Linked DNA regions of Homo sapiens: region 1 is linked to region 2. The links are chromatin contacts, found by Hi-C or POLR2A ChIA-PET in ENCODE. All regions are on one chromosome and are shown on one strand. Each heading gives the region's core, a stretch centred on a gene start or an enhancer-like site at or near the end of the contact. The rest is flanking DNA. Distances are from core to core; before and after follow the strand shown. Region 1 overlaps CDON (cell adhesion associated, oncogene regulated). Region 2 holds the start of VSIG10L2 (V-set and immunoglobulin domain containing 10 like 2).

The links. A loop is a pair of places that touch in the nucleus more often than their neighbours do. ChIA-PET counts read pairs that join two places held with the same protein, here RNA polymerase II (POLR2A). Pooled maps may share reads with other maps.
Region 1: a loop to region 2 is called in a map of right lobe of liver, with 2.1 times the contacts of the local background. The contact joins the enhancer-like site here to the promoter of VSIG10L2 in region 2. A Hi-C loop is called at or near these places in 5 of 168 maps with a recorded cell type or tissue (Right ventricle myocardium inferior, heart right ventricle, right cardiac atrium and 2 more) and 5 of 50 pooled maps. POLR2A ChIA-PET finds 5 or more read pairs at or near these places in 1 of 52 experiments (Panc1).

The regions. Positions count from the first base shown.
Region 1 is chr11:126,032,032-126,036,066 of GRCh38, forward strand. The region is part of intron 1 of CDON (cell adhesion associated, oncogene regulated); the gene reads right to left. Among named protein-coding and RNA genes, the nearest start is that of CDON, 29 kb to the right of the region's middle. Within about 2 kb of position 2,165, at least 2 of the 41 ENCODE cell types and tissues checked have a DNase peak (open chromatin) inside an H3K27ac peak, as active enhancers do.
Region 2 is chr11:125,943,486-125,947,439 of GRCh38, forward strand. VSIG10L2 (V-set and immunoglobulin domain containing 10 like 2) reads left to right here and starts at 2,559. Exons shown (of 12, transcript NM_001365077.2): 1 at 2,559-2,652. The coding sequence starts at 2,571.

The DNA of each region.
Region 1 (4,035 bases), core at 915-3,414, 88 kb after region 2:
GGATTGGGACAGAACATATCATGACTCTTTCCATGAAAAGCAATAGACATGCTTTACACTAAAAGGCAGAATTTTTAGGAAATAAAGGTTTTCAGAGATTAAAGCAGTTACATGAGAAAGGGACAGGTAAGCAACAGAATAAAGCAAATACAGGTGCTCCAGGAAAAAGAGAAGGCTCACTTAACCTAGATTTGTACTTGGAGAGGTGAAGACTTCTCAGAGGAAACAACTGACTAGGTGAAATCAGAGGGATACGTTTGGGGGATGGAGTAGAGGAAGGGAGGAAGAGAAGGAAGGAAGTATCTCAAGCAGAAGGAACAGTGTGTTTGTAGAATCAGAGTAAGGATGTCTGGGCTGGAAAATACAGTAAGAAGAGAAGGATAAGACACAGTGAGGGGAAAGCAACATAAATGAGCAGAAACAAGAGTGTAAAGAACAATATAAATCATATTAAAGTGTTTGGCTTTTATTCTGAGAGGAGGGTGTCAAAGGCTTTTAAGCAGGCAAGGACATGATCAGTCCCGTACCTTTGAAAAATCGCTGACACTGCAATGTGGAAAACAGTTGAGGATAAGAGAAGTTAGAAGGCTATGGTGAGAGATACGGGGACCTGTACTGGAGAAATATCACGGGATAAATTTGAAAGGTTTTTCAAAAATTTTTAAGACACGGTCATATTTAAAAGACGTAAGAGGCCAGGAGCGGTGGCATACACCTATAATCCCAGCACTTTGGGAGGCCAAGGTGGGTGGATCACTTGAGCACAGAAATTCCAAGACCAGCCTGGGCAACATAGGGAGATCCCATCTCTACCAAAAATACAAAAATTATCCAGGTGTGGTGGTGCACACCTGTAGTCCCAGCTACTTGGGAGGATGAGGTGGGAGGATCCCTGGAGCCCAGGAGGTTGAGGCTGCAGTGAGCTATGATCGCACCACTGTACTCCTAGCCTGGGTGACAGAGTGAGGCCCTGTGATCAACAGGACTTTGATAATGAATGAGTTGGACTGGAAAAGAATAGACCACTAGGACCTAGGACATCTTTGGAATCCATTCATCTGTCCACTGCTCTATTTCCCCACTGCTGTGACTGTAAATAAGGAATCGAGGCTGCTGTCCAGACTTCTGACTCAGACAAGTGAGTGAGTGGATGATGTGCATTTACTGAGATGGGAGCAGCAGGGTCTTCTGTGGTCTGCTGCTGCTGTTTGAGGTGGTAGAGGGAATGGAGAGCGTCTGAAGGTGTGGAGATAACAAGAGGAGCTGGAGGTAAGTGGGGTTCTAAGGAAGGTTGGGCAGGCAAGCAGAAAGAAGCCTGAAGCTCTTAAGAGATTTGGGTCGCAGATGACACTCTGGTGGGCAACAGCAGACACACGGAACTATGGCTCAGGCTGAATCCCAAAACTATCATGCTTGAAGGGACAGAAACTCCTCATTCAAAATAAACCACACTATCAATACTACTAATGAAAAAGTTTTAAAGCAAAAAAAAGGAAAAGACAGAAATGATATTCCAGGGATGGAGTCAAACAGTCAGACTTTAAAAATGAGTTTCTTAATGTGATTTAATTTCACATTTCACACTGTTATACCTTTCCAAGGTACTACAGTGTAGGGTAATCAGACACATTCCTTCATGCTTACTAAAGGCTTTGATTAGGGACGGTCTTCATGCTGTCCACAGGGGTTCTCCCAAAATGAGAGTAACAGCTGGCATACATCTTCCATGATTCTACAGGAGGAAAGGAGAGGCAAACAGAGTGCTACAAGTCTAGTCGCAACAAACATACTATCTAATAGCATGCTACTCTCTGGGGCGTATGGGGGTTCTTTTAGAAACTTAAGAATTTCTTAAAGCAGTCATGTGCAATTAACAATGATGTATCTTCTGACCTGCCGCATCACTCCCAGTCCATAGGAGGAACATATAAATCTCATCAAAGTAAAGTTGCAGGATCTCAGACACCAAGGCCCCCTGCCAATCACTGGGAGTGCTCTCTTCCTGCCAGGATGAAGCCCCTGGGTGTGAAATGCAGCTTTCCACAGTACTTACTTTATAAGCACTTATTAATGATCGTGCAATCATTCAGATCAACTTAAAAAAAAAAAAGTTCACACCTACAGACTTCGCAACCCTTCCCCCACTTCTCCCAAGTCTCAGTCGAGTCAGCCAAGCATACAAACGATCCTGCTGCCTGCGAAAGCATTTCCTTTCACCGTGGACTGCCAAAAGTAGAGGAAGAAAATGGAAGTGACTTGGAGTTATGGCACCAAAAAGGCCAAATGAGCAAAGAAATAATCAACTCCACATGAGCCTCTTCAGCTCCAACACAATGAAAAGGGCCCAGGACGAACCCCAGGAAAGGTCACTGAGATCAAGGGTCACACGCAGAAAAAGGCAACAGTGAGGGGCTGCCAGCTGCAACAGGAATCAATGTGGTCCTAATTACACCAAAGGAGAGGGGGCAAAAGCTCAGTTAGGTTCTATTCACAATATTTGTGTGTTTAAAAAAAAAAGTCAAGTGTTCCTGTTCCACTCTCTTTCTAAGAGACTATTTCTTCCTGCCACTAGAGCACAGGAAGCCAAGAATTGTGAAGATAATCCTGGCATCCACAGTGGGTTGTACAGGAGCATTATAAATATTTAAAAGCATAGCTGCATACAAATGGTGAAATTCTAAAAAGCAGCGTGAGAGAGATTATTAAAAAGACAAAATATAGAAAATTTCAAGGGGATTATTTTGCAAGTCCCATGGAGTCAACACTTCCACAAATCCAGCACTTGGTAGCTTTTCAAGTTTGTCACTGGAATTGGCTTTATGGGAAAAAATAACCGTTATGGTAACCACAAAACAAATGCTAAAAGCTAAGTTTGCTAAGAACTAGCTATTGCAAAGATGTAGACACACATTTGACTAACTTCTGCTGGAGGATGAGCAGGAGGAATATGGAAACATTTGAAAAAGTGCCCCATATAGGTGTTAGGTAATATAATTAACGTAGTTGTTAACAGGTCCAGCGCTTTGCTTAGACCCTACTGACTTATGCACTGGACTAACCTAAGTATAAGAGTTTCCCTGGCAGTTACAAAAGACTCACCCTCATGGGGTTTGGCTTAGATTCCATTTTAATAACAAGGAAAAAATCCTCAAGGAGAAACTCATTTCCATGAAGTACATTATTCAAATATACACAGTCAAGCATTGAAAAGGCAGATAAGAAAAAAACAAATCTTGGAAAAGGATCTTTGCTGCAAATAAACTTGAATCAACGCTGGCTGAACACTGGGTCTCTGCCACAATGACTTTTACATTATCTTACCGTCAAGTTACGAGTTTCCTAGAGACCTAGAACATATTAATACTAGTTTCCAAGTACCTTATTCCATCTTTAAACTTGGCCACATAAAATAATGGAAGAAATCTAGATTTCTTATCAGCCCCTGCTTTGTTCAAACTGGTAATGGGAATTAGGTCAGACACAGCTTCATCAAAGCTGTCATCCTACCATGGAAGAGAGGCTGTGCATTGATAAAGGGGTTCTTCAAGCACATTCATAAGCTGACATACAAGTCAATCACAGATTACTATGCAGTTAGTACATAATTGGCACCAATTGACTGACAAGTCTAAAATTAAGTAAAAACACAAATTGGCCTATGTCAGGAAAACCTGCACCCTTGAAAACTCAAAATCAGTGCCAGGCAGTTAAAACCAAAGTAACCATCAGGATACAATGCCCTGATGAAACTAGAAAATAGAAAAACAAATCAATTAGGATCACAATATCTTTGTAAACATAACACAACATAGCATGAAGTTTTAGTCCAAGCAGAAAAGCCCGAGAAGTGGCCTTTGGCATCAGGTCCGGCCTGACTATCAAAAATAAAGCAAAGTTTGTTGGAACAACTCTGCTAGGCCACACATGCACGAAGCGGCAGTGGCCAGATTGTAACACAACACTGGCAGGATGGTCAAAGAAATAATTCACAGACACTGATACAGAAAAGGTACATACACACACATATAAATACAC
Region 2 (3,954 bases), core at 1,309-3,808:
CCCTGTGCCTTAAACTTAGACGCTCAAGAAACATTTGTTCAATTCATTGTTTACGTTCTTTGGTTAAGAGGTATAAGTAAGTTTAAGAGGCAGGAGCTATACATGCATAATCTCATGTGTTCCTCACAGGAAAACCATTAAAGGAAGAAATTGAAGCTTAGAGAAGTTCTGTAAGATGCTGAGGTCACACAGTAATAAAGAGATAAATGTGTGTTCTCATTACTGCGCTTTCTTGTCTCTCAAAGCAAGGAACCAGCTCACCTTGTCTCTCCCAGCTCCTCACCTCCCGAGGCAGCAGGGACAGGAGCCCTGGGCCTGTTCTCCCATTCCAGACACATCTCTTCTCTTCCAGACAGGGGCTGTGGCTCTGCCATGGGGTTCCTGTTCTGGCAGAGCCAGGACACAGGATGGGGGTAGGCTTCACCTCTGTGATGGTCTGTTTTATGTGTCAACTTGGCTAGGTCATGGGGTACCCAGATATTTCAAACATCACTCTGGGTGTTTCGGGAGGGTGTTCTGGGGTGAGATGAACATTTGAATTGATAGAATCAGTAAAGAACATTGCCCTCCCCAACATGGGTGGGCCTCATCCAATCAGGTGACGGCCCGAACAGAACAAAAAGGCTGAGTAAGATGGAACTCCGCCTGCCTGACTGCCTGAACTGGAACTGCGGTCTTTTCCTGCCTTCAGACTCAAACTGAAACCTCAGCTCTCCCTGGATCTCAAGCCTGTGGACAGCAGATCTTGAGATTTGTCAGCCTCCATAATCACATGACCCGATTCCTTATGATAAATCCCTTTCTGTATATACATACAACCTCTTCGTTCTCTTTCTCTGGAGACCCCTGACTAATATACCCTCTCTCCCTGACTCTCCCTTCGAGGGTCCCCTTCCTAAGGGGAAAGAGCAGGTTGAGGAGCCCCACCTGACTTCCGTGTTCCTGATGCCCCAGCTGAGAAAAGGCTGGGGGGCTGATAACGCAAGCAGCGTAGACTAACTCTGCATCAGCACAAGCTCTTGCCACTGCCAGAGGATCCTTTAAAGCTCCCCTGATTCACATGGCTAGAATTCTCCCGTTCTCTCCAGAGACAGGGGCCGGCCACCCTGAGGTGGAGAGTGCTGCCGGATCCCCACACTTTATTTCCATAGGAACCTCTAAGGGAGATCGGAGGAGATTCCCAGTCTGGGGAGTGGGGGAATCAAATGAGTGGCCCGTATGCACTGGTCACCAGGGGCAGTCAAACCTGACTCTCAGGGACCACCTGCCATTCTGCTCCATAGCTGAGTTAGGAGGGAAAGGGAACTCGAGACCCTGAGGAAGGCATGGAAGGGCTTGGCCGTGGATCGAGTGAGGGTGGGATAGGGGTCTGTCCATACAGCCTCTTCATGCAGCCACTGTCCCAGGCAAGTGAGAAGCCAGAGTGCCACAGTGACATCTTGGGCCCTGGAGGAGCCACCTGGAATTCAACTCTGACAGCTCCTGTCTTGGCTGAGCCTTGGAGAACCTGAAACCGGACATCAGATCCCCCTTCTCACTGGGGTTCAGGAATCTCATCCTCCGTCTAACCCTGCCACCAGAGGATGGAAAAATCTGACCCCCTCTCGGGCTGTCATTCAGAGACAGCTAGACAACAGGATATGCTCCAAGAGCTAGAGAGACAGAGAATTCAGAGAGCCCTGGACAGCAGGAATGCTGGGCTCCAGCCCAGCTCCGGGATCCAGACTTGATAGTTCAAATCTAGCTAGGAGCATGAATGGTGCACCTACTGCATGCTGGGCACTGTTCATCCGTGTGTGTGCATGAGCGCATGTGTGGACAGGCATGAATGAATGAATGAATGATATCAAACACATATGTGTGCATGAATTATATCAAAGATTTGTAAAGTACATAAAAAATAAACGTACAGCTTGAGGAACTGTAACCCTCACTCGACTCAAGGAACAGCACATTTCAGCACCCAAAAAGCACCCCCGTGTGCTAATTTAAGTCTTGTCATTTGATATTCACAATATACTCTTTACAACAAAGAAGGTGTTATTATCCCACTTATCTGTGAGGAAGCTAGGGCCCAGGGAGGCTCGGAAACGTCCTCGCTTTTCAGATTATCACCAACCCCAGCTGTCTGACTCCACAGCTCCTCCCGCCACTCCACCTAAAGGTTGTTTGAACCTCAAGGTCCCTGTGGTCGGGAGTCCTGTGTTGGGCAGGTAATTGGACCAGAAGAGTTTGGGGGCCTTTCTCAACTCTGTCCAGTGATTCTAATTTTACAATATCCTTTGAGCGAAAATGCAGGGAGCTCGTGGTCCTCTCCCCTGGGTCTGCCCCAGCCACGTCCTACCCTCCCCAATTCTGCATTATGGATGGGGTGAATCATCTGGTAAATAATTAACGAGTCATCGAGGCACTGAGGGTAACAGGAGAGCAGGGGTGGAGGCATGGGCAGGGCTAAAGTTGGCAACCTGAGCCAGACCACCATCCTCCCAGGGCTGGGCTCTGCTCTGGGTAGAAGGGGCCCACAGGTCAGGCAGGAGCCTCAGGTGGGTGGCCATCAGGGAGATGGGGCCATGGTGGGTCAGAGGGCCCAGCACAGCCCAGTCAGCCTCCTGCTGCTGATACACCTCTGCCTTCTGCACCTGAGGGCCTCAGGTGAGTGATACTCAGACCCCCCAGGGGGTTCATTTCCCACTCCCATCCCATTATTCCTGCCACTTCCTGGGGGATCCTCCTTTTGCACTCCATTCCATGAAGTCCGTTCAGTCATTCATCGGCTAGACATTTAACTAGCGTTCACTGAGCGACTACTATGTGCCACGTAGGTGAGAGCACTCTGCTTAACCTTGAGAAGCTGGAGTCATCCTGAGAGCCACTGTGAGGTGGTAAGCCTAGGAGTGGTATGGTCAGATCCAGGTTTCAGAAAGCTCCCTGGTTTTGAGGGGGATTAGGGCAATCAGGAGATCATTGCCATAATCCAGGTGAGAGATGCTGGCATCTTGGGCCAAAGCAATGTCCATGGGGTTGGAAGAAATTGGTTTCTGGGTTACATATTTTTATTCTTTTTTTTTTTTTGAGATGGAGTCTTGCTGTCACCCAGGCTGGAGTGCAGTGGTGTGATCTCGGCTCACTGCAACCTCTGCCTCCTGGGTTCAAGTGATTCTCCAGCCTCAGCCTACCAAGTAGCTGGGATTACAGGTGTGTGCCACCATGCCCAGCTAATTTTTGTATTTTTAGTAGAGCCAGGGTTTTGCCATGTTGGCCAGGCTGGTCTCAAACTCCTGACCTCAGGTGATCTGCCCGCCTCAGCCTCCCAGAGTGCTGGGATTACAGGCCTGAGCCACTGAGCCCGGCCCCAGAGACTTACTTTCATGCAAATTTGCTGAGGTCCTCAGCACTTCATGGCATGAGGCCCACCCTGGCCACATGTGAGGGGACAGCGGGGAACATGGTACTTGGGCTTAGGCTGGGGTTGAGGGCTGGGCCCTGAGCCGAGAACACCTGTTAAGTGACTTACTCCACAGGAACTACTTAATGGCTGGTCCCTGATAGACTGGGAACTCCATGAGAGCAGGGGTGGGGGGCTCATTTGTCCTTGTGACCCCGGCACTCTATGCTTAGTTGAACGAATGCTGGATGGGCTGATGCGGGCGGTGTCCTCTTTCCCTTGCTGCAATCAACTGGAACAGGGTGGGAGGGAGCCCTGGGATCCTCCTGGAATCCTTACACAGGAACTCCAGACCCCGAGCCACCAGTGGCCAAGCAGATCTCCTTATCTCCAGGGTCACCATCGTCACGGGACTGATCATCAGACTGATCTTGGGGCGCTTGTTACAAATATGGATTCCTGGGCCCTGACCCCCTCACCACCACTGGGAGTGTCTGACTTGATAGTCTGGGGTGACGTCCACGAATCTGCCTTTTGGATGGTCTAGTGACCCATGAGGAGTGGGGATG